Linked DNA regions of Homo sapiens: region 2 is linked to region 1. Evidence: read pairs that join two places in POLR2A ChIA-PET (ENCODE). Cell type or tissue: Panc1. All regions are shown on one strand. Region 1 overlaps AOAH (acyloxyacyl hydrolase). Region 2 overlaps AOAH (acyloxyacyl hydrolase).

What was found. Peaks named below come from ENCODE experiments on the same cell type or tissue, not always from the same donor. Only the 100,000 strongest peaks of a DNase experiment are listed, where the experiment ranks them.
Region 2: POLR2A ChIA-PET joins it to region 1 with 8 read pairs; 2 of 35 experiments call an interaction of 5 or more read pairs at or near these places.

The regions. Positions count from the first base shown.
Region 1 is chr7:36,637,147-36,641,146 of GRCh38, reverse strand. AOAH (acyloxyacyl hydrolase) reads left to right here. Exons shown (of 21, transcript NM_001637.4): 5 at 3,237-3,296. Among named protein-coding and RNA genes, the nearest start is that of AOAH-IT1, 39 kb to the right of the region's middle. In Panc1, no CTCF peak of the experiment used is centred here; no DNase peak of the experiment used is centred here; H3K27ac peaks cover 225 bases.
Region 2 is chr7:36,697,269-36,701,268 of GRCh38, reverse strand. All of the region lies in intron 1 of AOAH (acyloxyacyl hydrolase), which reads left to right. Among named protein-coding and RNA genes, the nearest start is that of AOAH, 25 kb to the left of the region's middle. In Panc1, no CTCF peak of the experiment used is centred here; no DNase peak of the experiment used is centred here.

The sequences.
Region 1 (4,000 bases):
GTGATCACGTGAGGTGCTTGACCTCTGGGTGGACTGCGCTGTAAAGTAGGGAGGATGTATACTTTCTAGGGGTGAAGAGGGATTTGAGTAGGAGCTTAGCTCAAGCTGCAGGTCCCCTAAGAAGCTTTCTCAACCCCTGAGGGTGATGTAAACCATTGTCCTTTGCACCTGTGCCCCCTCGGCTCCTGTGCACAGCTATTCCGAGCCTGGAATCTCTGACTTACTCACCTTTCCCCACCTACTCAAGGCCATGAGCTTCCTGCAGGCTCTTTTCTACCTCATTGCAGCGGCTTCAAGTCGGCCAGGCTGGGGTCCTTCTCTAGCCTTGGGTGATGCCCAGGGTTGGAGCCAGTGGTGGCTTCTGGAGCTTCCCTCCACTATTCACTTTATTGTTGGGTAGAGTCAATTGCCATTTTCTGAATCTTAGGTAGAGTACCTGCAAAGGCAGCTGCAGGACAACTCTGTCACCATCACCACCAGATTGCCATCCCTAAACATGGGGACAGCCTCTGCCAAGGGGCAGTGGTGAGTGCCGCCGAGACAAAGGCTGCAGACAACCCTGGGTCCAAGGGCACGCCTCCACATCTTTGTTACACCTAAACTTGCACCCTACACACAGCCACTCTGTCTGTGCTGGCTAAGCCCCTGTTGCCCCGGCCTCAAGGGTGCTGGTGGGATTCTACCCTAGGGTCCCTTCCCTCACTCCCCATGTAGCCTTCACCTTTGAGAGTGCTAAAGGCCTGACTGCTCCCTCTTTGCTTCAATTTGATGTTACCCAAACTGCATCTTGCAGAAATGCTTCTAATTTTCTAGTTTGTGGGTCCTACCCATCCCCAATTTCCAGCAGAAACCCAGATTTTCCTAGCAGTTATTGTGACTGGAATTTGGAAGTGGGTGCTGAGTAAATGGGTGAGTCTGGATGTCCATCTGGGATCAGGACTCTGTTCCCACTCTTGGACGCTTCGACTCCCCCTCCTTGGCAAAAGCTGGTGCATTTCCCTGCAGCCCCGGCCCTGGCTTCCTGCTGCCACCCCCATGTGCACCAATATCGGAAACCCAGCCACATCCAGATGAACCCACCCTAGACCTCCCGGGAGGACACACAAGCCACCCATCCCGCCTCAGCACAGCCTCTGCTGCAGCACTTGCCACATCCTGTTTTCATAGCTTGTCATTACCTCCCAACAAACATTGAGCCCCAGAGAACCGAGCTTGGTTAAAATGAGATTGGTTCTCTCAAAGGGATTCAGCCCTCTCTCTGCTTCATCTTATTTCTGTTTACTGTACTTGCTCGAGGTCAGTCCCCTTGCCAGGGAGAAAGCTCTGGGAGGGAAGGGATGTCTATGTCATTCACCGTGGGGTTCACCACCAGATCCCCAGGGCCTTCACTTGCATATCAGTGCACGGAGCACATCATTTTCTTCAACAAGAAACAAGACAACATGGATTGAGCTCTTTTTTGAAAGCATTTATTACTGAATTGGTATTCATTGTTTAAAATTTAGAAAACCAGAAAAAGGCAAAAAGGAAAAAGTTATCACCCATCATTATTATAACATATTCCTTTGCAAGGTTTTTTCCTATGTGCATAAAATCTGGTAGCCTATTTTCCTCGTTTAACATAATATCGTAACTATTTTCTTTTGCTTTTATTTCCATGTTTACTGAGCACCTACTATGCCTCAAGGACTGTGCGAGGCTCTGAAGATTTTAAACTGGGCCTGAGAATGCAAAGGACTATTTCTGAGACAGAGAAGCAGGGGCACATGATTGAGGCAGAGGACTACCACCTTCACATTTTAAAATGTGGGGAATGAGCTCTTTGCTGATAAAAGTAGCCACAAAGTCACCATAAGAATAGTTTGCATGAAAATCTGGTGTCTGTTACACTGACTATGCCAGAGAATCTTAATTTATACAATAGGAGAATTTTAGGGTTTGCTAGAATTTCCAGAAAAGGCCAAAAGTGCATTTAATGAGGTCAGTTTTTGAATGGGGTCATTCTCTAAGCAGCTTTTGTATTAAAGATGTCATGTTTTAAAAGTGAAGATTGGGATCAGCTCTTTTGGCCTACTGCCAACTAATCAGAATGGATACTGGGTGCAGTTGGAGCACAGCCTGCAGATGCCCACTGGGTGGGACTATCACAGTGGCCCCATAGTTGACGGATCACAAGGAGGCCTGGGAGAGTCCAAGGAAGAGGCTGGGTGGTCAGAGCAAGAGTGGAGGACTCTCAGGGGCTTAGGGACACAGCTGTTCACCAACTGGCACAGTAGTCTTTCAATATTTTAAGAAACATACACCGTAGCAGGGCATCCTGGCAACCAAACCCACCTGAAGAGCATCTTTTCCTCTTGAGTCATCAACACGCACTCTTAGCAGCCAGCAGACAGAGCTTTCCAATTGTTGAGCAGATTACTTCAGGGCTGTACAGGTAGCAGGCCCAGGAGGGATTTGGCAGGGCCAGGACATGCACATTCAGTTGGGTTTGAAAGCTCTGGGAAGTAGTGATGAGAGAAAACCCTCCTCCTCCCCACCCAGCCCAGGGTTACTCTTCTCCCACCCCTCCACAAATAGACAAACACAGTGTTCTTTGGAGTTTCACAGCAATCATTACTGGTAGTAATGAGCTAACTCTTTATATTCGCAATGTGTGTACCCTTGGAAGATGCACTTAGATGCTCTCAAAATGGTTGAAAGAGGACAGGAGATCTCCAACCAGGGGAAGAGGAGGTGACTGAGAGATGAGGTGTTAGCTTGCACAGCAACAATCAGCCATTCTTCACTGCCAAAGCACAAGGCACTCAAGTAGGCTGTTGACAGCCTCCTGCTGGGGGGTTTTAGACACCAGGATAAGTTGCTTATGGAGATCAGCGTAGCAGAAGGGTCAGGAAGCAGAGGTTCAGATTGCCTCTCTGCCAGACCCTATGAGATCTCTTAGCTTTTCTGCATCTCGGTTTCCTCGTCTATGAAATGGTCGTATCTCACAGGGCTGTTTGAAGAGTAAATAAGATAATGTTTCCAAAGTGCTTAGCACTGCATCTGACACAAAGCAAAGCCCAAAATAAAAAGAGCTATTAATGTGAAATTGCCTTCTTGTGAATTATTTTATTACAAATTTATGGAGTGGTTCATTTATTGAAAACTTATGGACTTTAAATATCCTAATTTTAGAAAAGATGTAGGAAGAAAAGATAAAACATGAGTTGTAATGTTCTCTAACTTTGTTTTTATAGGAGACATGGAAATTTACACTACAGAAGGCAAGACAAATTGTCAAGAAGTCCCCGATTCTGGTAAGCACTAAGCACGTAGAACGCCAGCCTTTTCCTTGGCATGTCCTCTCTCACTGGCCCCGGCTTTCACATCCCAAAGGCAAGGACTACTCCGGATATAAGCCTGCAACATGCCATAGCTACGTGGGGATGGAAGTAGGAATGTGAACTGCTTCCACTTGTGTTTCCTGCCTTCTCACTACAGTGTGGTTTTTCAGCCTCAGCACTGCTGACACCTGGGGCAGAATAATCCTTTGTTGTGCAGGCTGTCCTGGGCTTTGTAGGGTGTTCAGCAGCAACCCTGGCTTCTACCTACTAGATGCCAGCAGCACCACCATCCACCCCTCCCCAGTCACAACAACCAACAATGCCTCCCAGCATTGCCAAATGTCCCCTGGAAGGCAAAATCACCCCCAGTTGAGAACTGCTGCTTTCCAGTAGACCGTCTTGGAGGAGGCTGTATCCTCCTGCTTCTCCACTTTCTAAAAATGTGACCTTAAGCACGGTGCTCAACTTCACTGAGCCCCAGTTTTCTTGTCTGTAAGACAAGGATGATAATAGCGTCCTCCAGTGTCAGTACTGATAGAGTTGAGAGTGCAGAGAGCATCTGGGATCTTGGCTAGGACTTACCAAGTCCTCGATAAATGTGAGTTAGTTATCATAATTTTTATTCATGTTTCCTTAATTTGTCCTCTGTGTAATAACACTCTCGTTCAACAGATAGA
Region 2 (4,000 bases), 60 kb before region 1:
CATTCAATGACAACAAAGTATTCATGGACCATTCTCCAGGATTGACCATGTGTTATGCAATAAAGTAATTATCAATTCATTTTTAAAAATTGAAATCACATAAATATTTCTCAAATTAAATTAGAAATCAACAATAGAAAAAAGTTTGGAAATACCACAATAGGTGGAAGTAATACAACACACCTCCTTAAAAAAATTTTTAAAAAGACTCTGACAATTCAACAAAATAGCCCTAAATAACTCCATTAAAAAGTGGGCAAAGGACATGAATAGACATTTTTCAAAATAAGACATACAAATGGCCAACAAGCATATTAAACAATGTTCAACATCACTAATCTTCAGAGAAATGCAAATTAAAACCACAATGAGATATCATCTTATGCTAGTTAGAATGGCTATTGTTAAAAAGTCAAAACATAACAGATGTTGAAAGGATGTAGAAAAAAGGGAAGGCTTATACACTGTTGGTGGGAATGCAAATTAGTACAACCTCTGTGGAAAACACAGTGAAGATTTCTCAAAAAACTAAAAATAGAACTACTTTTCAAACCATCAATCCCACTACTGGGCATCTACCCAAAGGAAAAGAAATCATTGTATCAGAATACACCTGCTCATATGTTTCTGTTTATTGCAGCACTATTCACAATAGCAAATATATGGAATTAATTAAGTGTCCATCAATGGATCATTGGATAAAGTATGGTGTGTATATATGTGTATAAATATACAACAAAATACTATTCAGCCATAAAAAAGAATGAAATCATGTCTTTTGCAACAACATGGATGGAACTGGAGGCCATTATCTTAAGTGAAACAACTCAGAAACACAAAGTCAGATATTAGACATTCTCACATATAAGCAGGAGCTAAATACTGTATACACATGAACATAGAGTGTGGAATAATTATGACTGATGAAGTGAAGGAAGGGAAAGGAGTGAGGAAAGAGAAATTACTTAATGGGTACAATGTACAATATTTGGGTGATGGTTACACGAAAAGCCCAGACTTTACCACTACACAATATATCCATGTAATAAAACTGCACTTATACCCCTTATATGTATACAAATGTTTTTTAAAAGAAAGATAAAAATGAGAAAAAGAAGAAATCAAAGGAAAATTACAAAATAAATATAAATCCATGCATTTACAGCCAATTCCATTTTTTGACAAAGACACCGGGAACATACAACCGGGAAAGAACAGTCTCTTCAATATGTGTTACGAGAAAACTGGATAGCCACGTGCATAAGAATGAGACTAGACCCTTGTCTCTTACCATACACAAAAATCAAATCAAAATGGATTAAAAACTTAAATCTAAGACATGAAACTACAAAACTACTAGAAGAAAACATTGGGGGAGAACTCCAGGACATTAGTCTGAGCAAAGAATTTTTGTGTGTAAGACTTCAAAAGCACAGGCAACAAAAAGAAAATTAGACAAATGAGATTACATCAAGCTAAAAGCTTTCTGCACAGCAAAGAAACAATAAACAAAGTGAGGCCATAACCCACAGAATGGGAGAAAATATTTGCAAATTATCCATCTAACAAGAGATTAATAACAAGAATATATAAGAAGCTCAAATAGCTCAATAGCAAAAAAAAAAAAAAAACAAATAATCCAATTTAAAAATGGGCAAATGGTTTGACTAGATATTTCTCAAAAAAGACATATACATGGACAACAAGTAGATGAAAAACATTCTCAACATCACTAATCATTAGAGAAATGCAAATCAAAACTACAATGAGACATGATCTCACCCCCAGTTAAAAAGACAGGGAGGAATGCATGCTAGCAAGGATGTGGAGAAAGGGGAATCCTTGTTGGTGGGAATGTAAATTAGTTCAGCCACTGTGGAAAACAGTAGGGAAGTTCCTCAAAAAACTGAAAATAGAACTACCATACGATCCATCAATTCCACTGCTGTATTTATATTGGAAAGAAAGAAAATCAATATATTGAAGCAGTATCTGAACTCCCATGTTTACTGCAGCACCATTTACAATAGCCAAAATATGAACTCAACCTCAGTGCCCATCAATGGATGAACACATAAAGAAAATATGGTACGATACACAATGGAATATTATTCCACCGCAATAAAGAATGAAAGCCTGTCATTTGCAGCAACAAGGATGTAACTGGAGGTTCCTATATTAAGTAAAATAAGCCAAGCACAAAAAGACAATTATTGCATATTCTCACTCATACATGTGGGATAAAAAAAAATGGATCTCATAAAGATAGAGTAGTAGTGGTTAGCAGAGGCCAGGAAGAATAGGGGGAGGGGAGAATGAGGAGAGGTTGATTAATGGGTACAAATGCATACCTAGATAGAAGAAATAATACCCACTGTTCAATAGATTAGTAGAGTGACTAGAGTTTACAATAACCTATTGTGCATTTCAAAATAGTTAGAAGAGAATGATTCAAATGTTTCTAGCACAAATAAATGACAAATTTTTAAGATGATAGATATCCCAATTACACTGATTTATCTTTAAACATTATATGATTGTATTAATAATCACAGGTGCCCTGAAAATATGTATATCTATTATGTATCAATAAAAAATAGTAAAATTATTTGAAAATTAGAAAATAGTTTGGTCTAAGTGAAAATGAAAACATAATATATTAAAATCTATTGAATGCAGCTAAAGCAGTGCTTATGGAAAAATTTATAACTTTAAACACATATTAAAAAGAAAAATCTAAAATTAATAATATGTTTCCACCTCAAGAAGCCAGAAAATGAAGAATCCAAAGCCAAAATGAGTAGAAGAAAGGAAATAATAAAGATCAGAGCAGAAAATGGTAAAATAAAAAACAGGAATGCAATAGAGAGAATCGATGAAACCAAAATATAGTCCTTTTGAAATGATCAATAAAATTGATAAACCTTTAGCTAGATCATTTAAAAAGAAGACATAAAGCTACCATCAAAATCAAGAATAAAACAAGACGGGACATCACTGTAGACCCAAAGGAAATTAAAAGGATCATAAGGAAAGATCGTAAACAATTTTGTGCCAAGAAGGTAGAGGGAGAGTTTAGATAAAATACACAAATTCTGAAAGGAGACATGATTTAAGAAAAAATAGAAAATGTGAATAGACCTATACCAAGTAAAGAAATGGAATTCATAATTAGAAATTGTATTCGTTTCCTAGGGATGCTATAAAAACATTACCATAAATTAGGTGGCTGAAAATTACAAGACCTTATCCTCTTACAATTCTGAAAGCTGGAAGTCTGCACTTAGGTGTCCACCTCTTTCTCCTAGCCTCTGGTGGTTGCCAGCAATCCTTCACATTCCTTGTCTTACAGCTGTGTAACTCCAGTCCTACCCACATCATCCCCTGGCCATTTTCCCTCTGTGTGTTTGTCTTCACGTGGCATTCTCTTCTCTGAGTGTGGTTCTCTCTTCTTAGAAGAACACTGGTCATTTTGGATTAAGGACCACTCTATCCTAGTATTACTTCACCTTAACTAATACATCTACAAGAACCCTATTTTATATAAAGCACATTCTGAAGTCCCAGGAAGGGCATGAATTTTAGGGCACTGTTCAACCAGGTACAGAAAATCCCAAGCCTAGATGGCTTCACTAGTAAACTCTGTAAGGTACTTAAAGTAGAAATAATGCCAATCCAACACAATTTCTTTCATAAAATAGAGGAGGAAGAAACACATTTCACTTTATTTTATGTTTTTCTGTCATGTAAATCCAGACAGAGACATCACAAGGAAAGAAAATAACAGACTTTTATAAACAGATGCAAAAACCCTTAACAAAATATTGACAAACTGAATCCAGCAACATGTAACATGAATAATATACCATGACCAAGTAGAGTCTATCCTAAAAATGCATGCTTATTTAACATCTGAAAAGCAATTAATGGAATGCACCAAATTAGTATAATAGAGGCCACAATTACATTGTCAGCCCAATAGAAGTAGGAAAATTATTTG